Linked DNA regions of Homo sapiens: region 1 is linked to region 2. The links are chromatin contacts, found by Hi-C or POLR2A ChIA-PET in ENCODE. All regions are on one chromosome and are shown on one strand. The core of a region is the stretch at or near the end of the contact, and the rest is flanking DNA. Distances in the headings are between cores, read along the strand shown.

Region 1 (6,858 bases), core at 207-2,706, 310 kb before region 2:
GAGAGGAGGCTGCCTAGGTCGAAGGCAAACAGACTGACCCTCATTCCTCTCCCTGACTCTCAGAACCCAGAGCCAGATGGCACAGTGTGGAGGCGAGTACCGATTCTGAGCTTCTCCCAGGCACGTGACCGGTCACTCATCCTTACACTCCCAGCACTTTGCCCAGGCACAGAAAAAGCACAGAGAGGCCTTGCTGCAAGCCAGCTCAACGTAGGGGAAGGAAGAGAGGAAGCTGCATCAAGGTTAGAGCAAGCCAGGCCTGCGGTCAGGGACTTACACTTCCCCAGTGAATCCAGGGCCTCTTGTGCAAAACAACCCCTTCGAGGCTCAAAATTTAGACAGAAATGACCGAAGCCCCAGTGCTGCCCGCTCACCTTGGTGAGCTCCTGCTGCAGCTGCTGCCACTGCTCGCTGTAGGTCTTGCGAAGCTGCTGCCGTTCCCGGATGAGCAGGCTCAGCTTGCTCAGGGGCCCTGAGTTCAGATCCTCTGCGTGCTGCCGCAGCAAGCGGCTCAGGCCCTCAGTTTGGCTGGTGATCTCAGCCCAGGACTATACAGCACAGATGGGGGAGGCAGGGAGGGGGGCACAATGGCTCCCAAGCATTGGCCTGCCAGATCTCCAGCCACTGCCCCAGAGGGCCCCCAGGAGAGGAAGGAGAAGGCAGATACAGCCAGCACCCACCAGAGTCCCATAGAGACCCACCTGACTGATGGGGCTGTCAGGGCTGATGGCCCGGCTCTGGCCCCCACTGTCCTGCAGGGACATGTGGTGAAGCAGTCCTGCATACTCCCTGTCACTCTTGACCCGCTGGGCCATCCACTTTCTCATGCCCTCCAGTAGACGAAGCTCGGCCTCCTGCATTTGCTGCAGGACCCCGTGGCCCTGGGGGCTGCACAGCTCGGAAGAGAAGCCCATAGTGCTGTTCTGGGGACAGAAAAGGGGCCATCCCTGGAGGCAAGGCAGCAGCTGGAGACGGAGGCATGGGACGAGGAGACTGGGGACTGTAGGGTCAGGATGGACTGCAGACGGGGAGGAGGTGGGGTCCTGCCTCGCTCACACGCAGCCATGGGTACCCAGCAGCAGCCTGGCCTGGGGACTGGCCCTCATTGCTTCCTTAGCGTCAGGGTCTCCTCCGCACGTTCGGGAACAGGAGCCAACCTGGAGCCTCCCTCCCCAGGCCCTTCCACCCACCACCCCTTACAGGGACACCCTTGCCCAGGTCCTCGACAGGCCAAGCCTGCCCCAGCTGAAGCCTCAGGCGCCCACAGCCTGAGCCCTGCCCCTGCGGCCATCCCCGCCCTTCCGCGGCCCCTACCCCCACCTGGGTGGGTCTCTGGCCCTCGGAACGCCTGCTCTGCCCCTGCCTGCCGCGCCCCCAGCTCCCACCGCTCCTCCAGGCCCCGGGGCTAGAGGTACCCGCACGGGCAGCTGCTCCTGGGACGGCCTCGGACCGACTCAGGCCCGGTGCGGACCCCGGCCAGTTCCTGATTCCGCGCTTCCTCCTCCCGCGGTTTCAGTTGGCCCAGGCCCCGGGGCGGGCCTGTGGAGGGGAAGGGGCGGGCGGGACCGGCCCGACCGCCCCGACGCCTGCCAGCCCCCCTGCTCCGCGCTGGGCCGCAGCCTCTAGCCGGCCGCACGGCCACGGAAACGGAAGGGAGGAGGGGGCCGGGAAAGAATGGCCCAGCCAAGAGCCGCCCGCGCCCCGCAGGCCCCAGGGCCCGGCAGCGCCCCGGGAACACCGGGAAGGGGCGCAAGGTGGGGGTCAGGAGGGGGAGCCCAGGGCGAGGCCCCAGGCAGATGCTGGGCCCAGGGAAGCCCAGGGTGTCCGCGGGTACTGAGGGGAGGCGCGCAGTCCTAGCACCAGGCCAGGGCCACCGCAGAAGAGAAAGAGGGAACCCTGGTCCCAGCCCTCCCCACCTCACGGAATTCCCTAAGGAGAGGCTCAGGCGCCAGCTTCCATTTGAATAAAATTTCCAAGTAAATATCCCGAACAGAGACTGCTTCTCGGATACAGATCCTAGTGGTTTTGTCCCCATCCTCCTACCCCCAGGCAGGGGCTTCCTGTCCCAAGGGAGACCTGGGGAAATCAAGGGGCAGGGGTTGGGGAGCGGACAGGCGTGGAGTTTTCCATTTGGGACTCAGGCTCCCCACAAGAAGTCATCTTGATTCAGTCAGGCCTCCCTCCACCTTAGGCCTCAGCCCTATAGCCTGTGGCGACCAGATCACTTCAGCCCAGGAAGACACAATAGGCCCAGTTCTTCACACTGCTGGAAACCAGGACTTTGGGAGTTTAGTGCTCAGCTCCTGAGGACCAGGGGTCACCAGCCCCACCCCAGGGGCACCAGCTCCTCCACTAGGGGCTGGCGCATCCTCCCGCCCCTTGGAGGACTTTGGCCTTCTGACTTGGGCCCACATCCAGGCAGGCAGGCCACTGTGTAGGCCTAACTGGCCCCCTATCCTCAGCTGCGATGCAGGAGCAACGGTACCACACTGGAGACTGGGCCTGGTTTGCATAGTCTGCACGTTTAATCACTTTAAAACCTCTAACATTATCTCATGTCCATTAAATAGAACCAGCAATGCTGGGCCTGTTTAAATTACAAGAAAAAAATCACTGTGCACCAACCCAGCATCTTACAAAACCAGCCGGGCTGGCCACGAGGGCAGGGGGATGGGAGAGGAGGGGGCACCCCTGGGCAGATGGCTGGGTACCAGGAATGGCTAGGGTAGAAAAGAAAAGGGGACTCCCAGATGGGAGGGGACTGATTGTCCTAATGGGAGGGGTGCAAAAGGCACGTCAGAAGAGGAGGTTTGAGGGGGGCATGACAGGTCAGTGCTTTCTCCACCAGGGCACAGTGTTGGGGGGGCTCAGTGCCACCACCTGCCCACCTCTGGCACTTGGAGAGCCAGTGACCTATGAACCCCCGGCATGGCGAGCCCCACTTGAAACACAGATGTCAGCCTGCCCCTCCCACTGGGACCCCCTTTCCTTGAGCCCGCCTGGCTGGCCCGCCTCTTCAGGACTTGGGGCTCAACTATTCCTCACTCCTCAGCAACATGCTGCAGCCCCCACACCTCAGGGCCAGGGCAGCCAGGGAGGAGCAGGGCGGACGGTGGGTGTGAGAACGTGGGTAGTCCAGCTGCTACCCCCATTAAAAATACAAAAACAAATCATCAGCATCTAAAGTGAAATAATCACAAAGTGAAAATATATCCTCAAACAGCCCCTGAGATCCCCACAGGGGAAAGCAGCATCGGGTGGGAGGCCAGAGAGGCCGGCTGGGCCAGCGCCCCTCCCCACCACCCACCCAGGGGCTCCAGGTCTGTGAGTGCCAACAGCCCAGGCAGCCCGGGCTCAGAAAACAGGGACTTGGGCCCTGACGGGAGAGGCGGGTGCAAGAGAGGGGAGGGTGGTCAGGACACCAGCACAGGGTTCAGCCAGAGCTTCGGCCTTGGCTGCGCCAGCCTGGTGGCCAGTGGTGGTGGAGGCACGGAGCACAGGGGTGGGTCATGGGACACAGGCCACAGGCCACATGCCACGTGCACACCTGGAGGCACCTGCCTTGCCTTGGTCCCTTCCTATGATGGCTGCTGCCGCCAAGACTCACCAGAGCTGGGGGACAGGGTGGAGGGTGCAGAAGCCCTTGGAGAGGTGGCCTCCTCCCTCAGATATCTCCTAGGCCAGCCCCCGACTGCCTGGATGGGACCATTATTGCTTTAGAGGGACAGGGAAGGGCAAGAGCTGCGGCCTGGGTCAGGAATCCCAACAAGCAAGGGCTGCCCCTCTTCACTCCGCAGGAACTCTGGCTGGGGCCGGGGCCGGGGCAAGCTGCCCTAAAGGTTTCACTCCTTTCTCCACATGGAAGGGGTGCTGAGGGTGGGGTACGGCCCTCCCCACGCCCCAGCTGGTCCTGGGCCCACCTCAGGTGGCCAGGTGGGCCCGAGGGTAGGATGGGAAGCAGTCTCCACCCCTCTTGCCTCCCAGCTGGGGTCCAAACCCAGTCCCAAGATAAAAAAATACTTTGGTGAATTAAAAAGTGCCCAAGGAGGGGATTGGCTTGAGGGGGTGGGCAGTGGGCTCATCAGAGGGCGCTCTGGTCTTTGATAAAGGCGGTCCTCTCGCCCCGGCCCTCGTCCTCTTCTGAGTCAGACGGGCACTCCTCCTGCCAGGCTTCAGGGGGCAGCCCCTTGTAGGAGATGAGGCCACGGTCCATGGTGTACACCTTCACCCCCCGAAAACTAAAGCCAGAGCGCAGCTGCAGGACCAGGAAGACAGTGACGAAGACCAGCACGATGAAGGCGCAGCTGAGGCCGGCCACCACCTCAGGCAGGTGTGAGGGCAGCAGCCCTGCCCGCAGCCGTTGCCCCGCCTCCACCTCCGGGGGCAGCCGAGGTGGCTGCTGCTGTGGCGGGGACTCTCGGCTGCTCTGGCTTTGCCGGGAGCAAGTCTGCTCCACAGGGTCCAAGGAGGCGTGGCTGGGGCAGCTGAGGCAGTCTGTCAGGGCCGGCCCCTGGCATGTGGCACATGAGGCGTGGCAGGGGGCGCAGACGCTGGCCCGGATGGTCTCCACGTCATTCTCGGTGCTATAGTGCGTATCGAGGACTTGGGGGGCGAACCCTGGAGGGCAGTGCTGGACACAGCTCTTCTGGTGCAGGGAGAAGCCTTCCTCGCACACTGCCGGCGTGGGAGAGAGGGCAAGTGTGTGTCAGCTAAACAGACTGTAGCCCCAGGACCACAGCAGCCCCAAGCCAAGTCACCACATCCCCAGGATCCTCCAGCCCCAGGACTGTGGTCATCCCAAGAGCCCCAGGGGCCCTAGGTCTCTTGAGACTTTTTTCTGTTAGAGCTGGGCTTCAGGACAGGCACCCGCCTTACCCCCAGACTCAGGCCCCCAAAGCCCAACAGCACCCACTACTGACCCACACAGGCCTGACTGGACGTGAGGGTCTTGCAGCCACTGCTTTCTGGAGGTACGGGCAGCCCCTCAGGGGCGGTGCCATAGAGTACGAGGGTGAACTTGGTCAGCGTCCCTGTTCCAGAGCGGGGAGGAGGCAAGAGTTAAGACAGTGCTGGCACCACACCCAGTGCTCGAGATCCTGCCAGCCCTCCACCTCGTACCCCTACCCCTCAAGTGCCCCCAGTACCATAGTTGTTGGCTTCGCTGGTGTTTTCAATCTCTAGGACCCACTCGCCAGAGGGATCCTCATCCCAGGAATGAGTTGTCATGAAGGCCCAGTCATTAAACCCATCTGCGGAGTAGTCATGTGGCCTGGGGAGGGGAGTGCACACAGCCCTGAGGCCTCTGCGGGACCCCAAGCCAGGGACATCTAACCCACAGCACATGGGCCACACACCCTTCCCCCACGCAGACCAACCCCATGGGGCCAGAAGTGCCTGCTGGCTTGGCTGTTTCTCAGTGAGCCAGACGTGCTCAACTGGGGGATTCTAGAAAGGTACACAGGCACCGCACAAGGTGGGGCACACTACTGACATTAAATGGTTGCAAGCCAGGGATTCCTGCAACATGGGACAGTCCCACAGGACAAAATTGTCCCTCCCAAAATGCCAAGAGTGCCCCACTGAGTAGCACTCAGTGCCCCCTGGGCCGTGTGAGCGAGCAAAGGCAAGCACGCGGGCTGTGAGAGGCGGCGGCGCTGGGCAGGGCGGGCAGGGACAGAGCAAGCACCTGGCTGCCAGCAGGGTGGAGCGGGTGCCCATGGGGCTGACCAGGTGGATGGCCAGGTCGCCACGGCGATTATAGGACAGGGTGAGCCGCGCCTGAGCGTGCTCCAGCCGAGTGATGTGGTTGGGCTCGCCCAGGCACGCGGTCACGGTCTTCCGCACCTCGAGCCGTTTCCCGATGTCTCTGTGCAGGAGAGCACCATGATGGTCAGCCTGGCCCAGAGGGACCAGCGGGCACCCCCTGCGACTCTCAGGTCCCACTGGCCCCCTCCCAGCCTGGGTCCAGCCCTCACTTGGGCTCGGTGAGGATGTCGATGATGCACTTCCGCTGGGGGGCCACTGTGGTCCAATTCTGGGCCAGGGCCACCATGGCGCCTGCGTCCAAAAGCCCGTAGCCATATGAGTGGCTCACTGTGGGGACAGGGAAGGTAGGGTCAGCTGTCAGGCACAGAGTGCCTTCTACCTAACTCCACATCCAGCCTGCCGGGCCAGCCTGCCCTCACCTTTCCGGCCCACACCATTGGTGGCCCAGTCGTTGGCATTGAGGTGGGCTGGCTTCGAGGTCTGTACCACCAGGTGTTGCATGTCCCGCCATGTGAGGTTCTTACTGCAAAGAAGGAAGGGAGAGGCTGGGGATCAGTCTTTTTTGGGAGCAGCTCTCCAGCTGCCCTAAGGGCTGCCCTACAGAGAGTGCTGGTAGGGACAGGGTTGCCGCTGGCCCCCACCCACTTACTTGGCCTCCAGGGTGAGAGCAATGATGCCGGCTGCTAAGGGGGCAGAGGCTGAGGTGCCCGTGTGAGACTCCGTGCACTTCTGCCGCAAGTCAGTCGTCACCTGCCAGGAAGAGAATCATATTGGGGCCTGTGATGGGTGGAGGGGGCTAGAGGAGCCACCTGCCTACCCTCCCTCTGCATACAGGCCCTGGGCACCACAGATGGTATGGGGAGCCAGGGCCAAGAACCCCAGGTCCCAGCTGCTGCCTTGCTAACTTGCCGTGGACATGCTAATGACGAGCCCCTCCTGGGCCTCATTTTCCAAAGGAATAAGGGGGTTCAACTAGAGGGTGGAGATGAATAAGAACAAAGTATGTTTTTAGAGAGAGTCTAGGCTTTTCAAAGTCTTCAGAGATGGCTCCATGGCCTCCAAGAACCTACAGAGCCCCAGAGTTCATGTTGC
Region 2 (7,525 bases), core at 2,626-5,125:
CAAGCGATTTTCCCGCCTCAGCCTCTTGAGTAGCTGGAATTGCAGGCACCTGCCACAACGCCCATCTAATTTTTATATTTTTAGCAGAGACGGGGGTTTCACTCAGTTGGCCAGGCTGGTCTCGAACTGCTGACCTCAGGTGATCCACCCACCTCAGCCTCCCAAAGTGCTGGGATTACAGGAGTGAGCCACTGCATCCAGCCAACATTAACTTTTGATACATGAAAAAATTGTAATGTCTGTTAGAAAAAAAATTTCAGTATAAAGAAAGTCAAATGACAAGTGGCAAATGTGGAAAATATTTACATCTCATATCACAGATAAATGGCTAGTTTTTCTAATATATAAAAACTCCTAAAAATCAGTAAGAAAAAGATCAACCACACAAAAGAATTAAAGGCAAAAGATATGAACAGATTGTTCACGGTAAACATAATACAAATGGTTCATAAACAGGAAAAAACACACGTTACTCATAAGAAAAATGCACAAATTAAAACTAAACAGAAACATAATTTTTCTACTATGTAGACTAACAGAGATCAAACAGTTTGACAAAACACTGAGTTGGGGAGGATGTGGGCAAACAGGCACTTTCATATACAGCAGAGAGGAATGTACAACTTCTAGGGAGGGTGAACTGACAATATCTACTAAAACTACACATGCATATGCTTGTGCCCCAGCAACTTCACTTCTAGTCATTTTTCTTGCAGCTATACCTGTATATGTATGAAACTGTATGTGCATAATGTTGTTCATTGAAGCATAGTTTTTTTGTTTTGTTTTGTTTTGAGACAGAGTCTCGCTCTGTCACCAGGCTAGAGTACAGTGGCGCGATCTCGGCTCACTGCAACCTCCGCCTCTCAGGTTCAAGCTATCCTCCTGCCTCAGCCTCCTGAGTAGCTGGGACTACAGGTGCGCACCACCACACCCAGCTAATTTTTTGTATTTTTAGTAGAGACAGGGTTTCACCATGTTGACCAGGATGCTCTCGATCTCTTGACCTCGTGATCTACCAACCTCGGCCTCCCAAAGTGCTGGGATTACAGGTGTGAGCCACCACGCCCGGCCAATAAGTTTATATATTTTTTTAAAATCTGTAAATTACTTAAATGTTCATTAATAGGGAACTAGCTGAATAAATTATGACAAAGTCATATAAAAGAATACTGTGTACTAATTTTTAAAACAGATAAAGGTGTACTTTGTGAACTGACATGGGAAGATCTCCAAGATGTATTATTCACTTAACTTTATTCACTTAACTTCATTCAAGCAAGGTACAGACATGTGTATGGTCAACTATCTTCAGAGAAAAGTGTGGCATGAGGTGGACTATATATTCACATTTGCTGATACATACATAAAATATTCCTGAAGGAATAAATAAACGTGACAACAGTGGTTGCACCTGTGGGGAGTGAACTGGGTGGCTAGGACAGAGATGGAGAGGATACTGTTCACTGCACTTTTTGCTTATCTTTAATCTTAGACCACATGAATGTATGTTCATATGTATCTGCCTAAAAACATAACTAAAAGTAAAATCAAAGAACATATTACAAAGTTACAATAATATACTGATGTGGAAATGGACAGAGGAATAGGTAGCCATATCAATGGGAAAAAAAACAGTAAAAAACAGAACAAGCTATGTAAAAAAGAAATTATTCAAGAATTGAGACAATAGATTAGCTACAGAGGAAAAAAAAAATGGGAACCCTCTCTCAAATCTCACATCAAAATAAATTCCAAAGTAATAATAGCATTAGAATACAATATGGATGAAAAACGGGTGAATGTTTAAGAAATCTTGGCATGATTAAGGCCACTCTAAACATACTAGAAATTGTAACACAGCAGTCACAGAAAGACCAACACATTTAACTCATACAAATTAGAGCATAAAACTCCCAAACAAAAACTACTAGATGGAGAAAATATTTGGAATATACAAGGAAGATTACGGTAGACAGACTCCAAGGTATCCCACAATGATGTCCACCTCCTGGTGTTCACGCCTTTGTGGAATCCCCGCCCTTGAGTAGAGGCAACACCTGTGACTTGTTTCTACCCATTATGCTAAGTGAAATAAGCTGGTACAAAAAGACAAATAGTGTGTAATTTAACTTGTACGAGACACCTAGAATAGTTAAATTCATAGAAACAGAAAGTAGAATGGTGATTCAGGAGCTAGTGGGAGGTGGCATGGGGAGTTGTTAATAGGTACAGAGTTTCTGCTTTGCAAGATGAAAAAGTTCTGGAGATCTGTTTTACACAACAATGTGAATATACTTAACACTAATGAACTGTAAACTTAAAAATAAATCAAGATGTTAAGTTTTAAGTTATGTGTTTTTTAACCACAGTTTTTTTAAAAAATGGATATATTGGCGGGGCATGGTGGCTCACGCCTGTAATCCCAGCACTTTGGGAGGCCAAGGTGGGCAGATCACCTGAGGTCAGGAGTTTAAGACCAGCCTGGCCAACATGGTGAAACCCCGTCTCTACTAAAAATACAAAAATTAGCTGGGTATGGTGACGCACAGCTGTAATCCCAGCTACTCAGGAGGCTGAGGCAGGAGAACTGCTTGAACCCGGGAGGTGGAAGTTACAGTAAGCCAAGATTGCACTACTGCACTCCAGCCTGGGTGACAGAGTGAGACTCCATCTCAAAAAATAGAAATCAAAAAAAGGATATATCCAGTGGGGAAGAGTATATGAAAGAACAGACACTCATATGTTGGTGAGAGTAGAAATTGATATCACCTTAACAGGGAATAATACGGTAATATCTACCTTAATTTTAAATGTACAACCCTTCTTACCCAGCTATTTTACTTCTAGGAACATATCTCACAAATACCCTTATGTAAATATCCAACACGATATCATAACAAGAATGTTCCCTGCAGTTTTCCTCTGTAATAGTGAAAAACTAGACATAATCTAATTGTCTCTCAATAAGAGACTGGTTATATAAATGATGGGATAGCTACATAAATGGCTGTGCTGCTGTCATTAGAAAGAATATATATCTTTAGGTACTGACATAGAAAGATACCTAAGGTGTATCAAGTTCTGCCTTTTTTTTTTTTTTTTTTTTGAGAAAGAATCTCGCTCTGTCAGCCACGCTGGAGTACGATGGCGCAATCTTGGCTCACTGCAACCTCCGCCTCTTGGGCTCAGGCAATTCTCCTGCCTCAGCCTCCCAAGTAGCTGGGATTACAGGCACACACCACCATGCCCAGCTAATTTTTGTATTTTCAGTAGAGATGGGATTTCACCATGTTGGCCAGGCTGGTCTTGAACTCCTGACCTCAGGTAATCCACCTGCCTCGGCCTCCCAAAGTGCTGGGATTACAGGTGTGAGCCACTGCACCCAGTCAAGTTTTGCTTTTAAGATGGGAGTTATTCAGTATAGCATGATTCCATTTGTGTAGAAAGAAAATATGTATATACACACACACGCTTGCATATACTTCCCAGAAAACTGCAGAAAGGGTGCAGATGAAACACTTAGCAATAGGTACCATGGGGATTAGAACTGGGGGGAGGGTGTGAAGTAGAGAAGGGGAGACTTTTACTTTTCATGTTTCATGCTTCCATATTATTTGAGTTTCTACAACAAATTTGGAAGAATAAATAAGTGAGCAAGCAGGCAAGCAAATGAATATCCTTCCAATAGCTTTACACCGCCTTAGGACAAAATCCAAATTCCTTAATAAGAAAGCAAAGTCCTTTGTGATCTGGTTCCTACTTCAAGCTCCAGCCTCATCTCTCACCACTCCCTTCTCATGCTCAATCTATGCTCCAGTGTCACCAAACTTTCAGTTCCTCCAAGCTTTGCCAAATGCAGCTTCTTTTGCTTAGAACACTCCTCACTCCAATCTTCAGTTATATAGCCCTCAGGTCCCAGCTTAGTCACCTCTTCCTCCAGGAAGCCTTTCCTGGGACCTCCTCCCAACCCGTTTGGGTTAGGCACCACTCGGACACAATCCAGCCACTCTCTGAACTCCTCTATTGTGGGTTTGTCACATGGTGTCACAATGACTTGTAAAATCATCTGCCTCTCCCACTGGACTGAAGTTCCGCCAAGCAGTGACTGTGCCTGTCTGGGTCATTGTATCTCCAGCATCAAGCATTGTGTCTGACACGCAGTGTCCAATAAATATTTGTTAAATTGGACTTTTATTATTAAAAAAATATAACCACATTATGGACAATTTAGGAACGTAGAAAAGGGGAGGATTATAATTCTACCTTCCAAATACAACCACTATTTTCATCCAATGTTTTTGTTCCTCGTGTAGTTTTTTTCATAGCTGTATTCCCCCAAGCTGTGCCCTTCAGACACAGTCGTTTTGGTCAGGGAACATTTTGCTGCACTCTGCTGAAGCACGAGCCTTTTGTAAGCCAAAGTAAAGATCACTGTTTTTATCATCAAGTAATGTGTGTAACAGACCACAGACACCCCAGATCCTCTCTCATCACAAACCATCTCTCATTTCTGGGGACTTTGGCTTTGTATTTCATTAATTACTGGCTTGAACTCTTATGAGGATGCATTACTGTTATCCGGACCTCAGGTAATTCACCTGCCTCAGCCTCCCAAAGTGCTGGGATTACAGGTGTGAGCCATGGTTTTTAAAGAACCATGATTTGTTTACAGCCGGCTGGGTTAGCATCTAAAGAATTACTATTCTTTCCCCAAAAAAATCATTATAAAGGAGTGTTATATAACATATGTATTACTGAAGAAATTGTCAGGGATTTCACTGAGGATGTCCCTAACAGTGGTGGAGTCAAGAGTAAGGGCTCATACTGATGCCCACATAACCGACTTTTCTAATGAGGGTCTATAAAGAGAAACTCAAGAATTTGAGAGAAGAAACCCACATGAGATACAAGTGACTTCTTAGACCATCTCCGAGCCCTGCCTCATCCCTCATTGTCCCTCCATCCCTCACACCCACCTGAAATCAGAGGCTGGCAACTGGCAATGAGACTAAGGCACAGAAGTAGAGTCTCTGTTTTGCTCATTACTTGACAATTTTTTAAGCCACATTTTTAAAAAAGTAGTGTCAGAAGCTTTTGGCAATGTCAAAAAGACACTAAAGACAAACAAGTTATGTCCTAGCAACTGTGTGAAAACTTCATATACTCCTATAACCATCAGTCCATATAATTGTATTCCTTTTTAAGTATTTTGTTCAACATAGTAATATATTTTTTCATGTAGCTGAAGTCTTTACATTCATAATTTCAAACTGCACTGAGCTGATAGATCATATTTTACTGAAATCAATTACTCACTATAATAAATAATATTACAACATTATCAGGCTACAGGTTTTCTTTTCAGATATTAAATTACTTTCTTAGGATAGTGTCCCCAAAGTAGAATCTGTCAAATAATATTACTATCTTAACATCCTTTATATATATTCCAAAACTGTTTTTGAAAAGATGTCAGCCTAGGCAATATAGTGAGACTCTGTCTCTACAAAAAATAAAAAATTAGCCAGGCATGGCGGGGTGAACCTACAATCCCAGCTACTTCAGAAGCTAAGATGGGAGGATTGCTTGAATCTTGAAATTTGAGGTTGCAGTGAGCTATGATCACACCTATGCACTCCAGCCTGGGTGACAGAGCAAGATCCTGTTTCTAAAACAAAAAGCAAAAAAGACGTATACCAATTTACAACAGGTATATGTCTCAGGAGTTTGAGACCAGCCTGGCCAACATGGTGAAACCCCATCTCTACTAAAAATACAAAATTAGCCAGGTGTGGTGGCGCATGCCTGTGATCTCAGCTACTTGGGAGGCTGTGGCAGGAGAATCGTTTGAACCAGGGAGGCAGAGGCTGCAGGGAGTCAAGATCACACCACTGCACTTCGGCCTGGGCAACAAGAGCAAAATTCCATCTCAAGAAAAAAAAAAAAAAAAAGGTTTTGTTTACAGGCCATGTATGGTGGCTCATGCCTATAATCCTAGCACTTTGGGAGGCCAAGGCAGGAAGACGGCTTAAAGCCAGGAGTTTGAGACCAGCCTGGGCCAAAAAGAAAAACTCTATCTCTACAAAAAAATTTTTCAAATGAAAATTATTAGCTGGGCATGGTGGCATATGCCTGTAGTTCCAGCTACTCAGGAGGCTGGAATGGGAAGACTGCTTGAGCCCAGGAGTTCAAGGCTACAGTGAGCTATGATTGCACCACTGCACTCTCGCCTGGGTGACCGGGAGAAACTCTGTCTCTTTAAAAAAAAAAAAAAAGTTTCGTTATACTTGTTTACACCATACTGTAGTCTATTAAGTGTGCAATAGCATTATGCATGAAAAATATATACACTTTAATTTAAAAATACTTTATTGCTAAAAAATGCTAAGGATCATTTGAGCCTTCAGTGAGTTGTAATCTTTTTCCTAGTAGAGGGTCTTGCCTCGATGTTGAAGGCCACTGATTGATCAGTGGTGGTTGCTGAACGTTGGGGTGGCTGTGGAAATTTCTTAAAATATGACAACAACGAAGTTGGCTGTATCAACTTCCTTTCACAAAAGATTTCTCTGTACCATGTGATGCTGCTGGGTAACACTTTTACCCACAATAGAACTTGTTTCAAAATTGGAGTCAATAGGTCTGTAATCCCAGCACTTTAAGAGGCCAAGGCAGGTGGAACACTTAAGGCCAGGAGTTCAAGACCAGCCTGGCCAATATGATGAAACCCCATCTCTACTAAAAATACAAAAATTAGCCAGGCATGGTAGCATGTGCCTGTAATCCTAGCTACTCGGGAGGCTGAGGCAGGAGAATCGCTTGAACCCATGAGGCAGAGGTTGCAGTAGGCTGAGATTGCACCACTGCACTCCAGCATGGGTGACAGAGCGAGACTATTTAAAAAAAAAAAATTGGAGTCAATCCTCTCGAACTCTACTTCTGATTTAATAAACTTATGTGGTATTTTAAAATCCTTTGTCATTTTAACAATGGTCACAACATCTTCACCAGGAGTAGATTCCATCTCTAGAAACCACTTTCTTTGCTCATCCACAAGAAGCAATTCCTCATCCATTCAAGTTTTATGAGATTGCAGCAATTCAGTCACATCTTCAGGCTCCACTTCTAATTCTAGATCTCTGGCTATTTCAATCACATCTGCAGTTACTTCTTCCACTGAAGTCTTGAACCCCTCAAAGTCATCCAATAGGGTTAGAAGCAACTTCATCTAAACTCTTGCTCATGTTGATAAGGTTGTGACCTCTTCCTATGAACCATGAATGTTCTTAATGGCATCTAAAAGAGTGAACCCTTTCCAGAAGGTTTTCAGTATGCTTTGTGCCATGATCCATCAGCGGAATCACTATCTATGACAGCTATATATAGCCTTATGAAATGTATTTCTTAAATAATAAGACTTGAAAGTTGAAATTACTTCTTGATCCATGGGCTGCAGAACAGATGTTGTGTTAGAAGGCATAAAAACACTAATCTTCTACATTTCCATCAGAGCTCCTGGATGATT

The links. Hi-C counts contacts between places; a loop is a spot of excess contacts on that map. ChIA-PET counts read pairs that join two places held with the same protein, here RNA polymerase II (POLR2A). Pooled maps may share reads with other maps.
Region 1: a pooled map shows a loop between it and region 2 (2.6-fold over the local background). The contact joins the promoter of FES here to the enhancer-like site in region 2. A Hi-C loop is called at or near these places in 2 of 50 pooled maps. POLR2A ChIA-PET finds 5 or more read pairs at or near these places in 2 of 52 experiments (T-cell and activated CD4-positive, alpha-beta T cell).

Annotation. Positions count from the first base shown.
Region 1 is chr15:90,879,102-90,885,959 of GRCh38, reverse strand. It overlaps FES (FES proto-oncogene, tyrosine kinase), which reads right to left and starts at 1,456. Exons shown (of 19, transcript NM_002005.4): 1 at 1,416-1,456; 2 at 702-923; 3 at 375-548. The coding sequence starts at 914. It overlaps FURIN (furin, paired basic amino acid cleaving enzyme), which reads right to left. Exons shown (of 16, transcript NM_002569.4): 10 at 6,416-6,516; 11 at 6,186-6,289; 12 at 5,976-6,093; 13 at 5,687-5,866; 14 at 5,145-5,269; 15 at 4,920-5,030; 16 at 2,503-4,674. The coding sequence ends at 4,082. RefSeq lists enhancers at 311-740, 2,278-2,407 and a silencer at 1,371-1,880.
Region 2 is chr15:90,567,746-90,575,270 of GRCh38, reverse strand. The region is part of intron 2 of CRTC3 (CREB regulated transcription coactivator 3); the gene reads right to left. Among named protein-coding and RNA genes, the nearest start is that of CRTC3, 42 kb to the right of the region's middle. Within about 2 kb of position 3,875, at least 18 of the 41 ENCODE cell types and tissues checked have a DNase peak (open chromatin) inside an H3K27ac peak, as active enhancers do.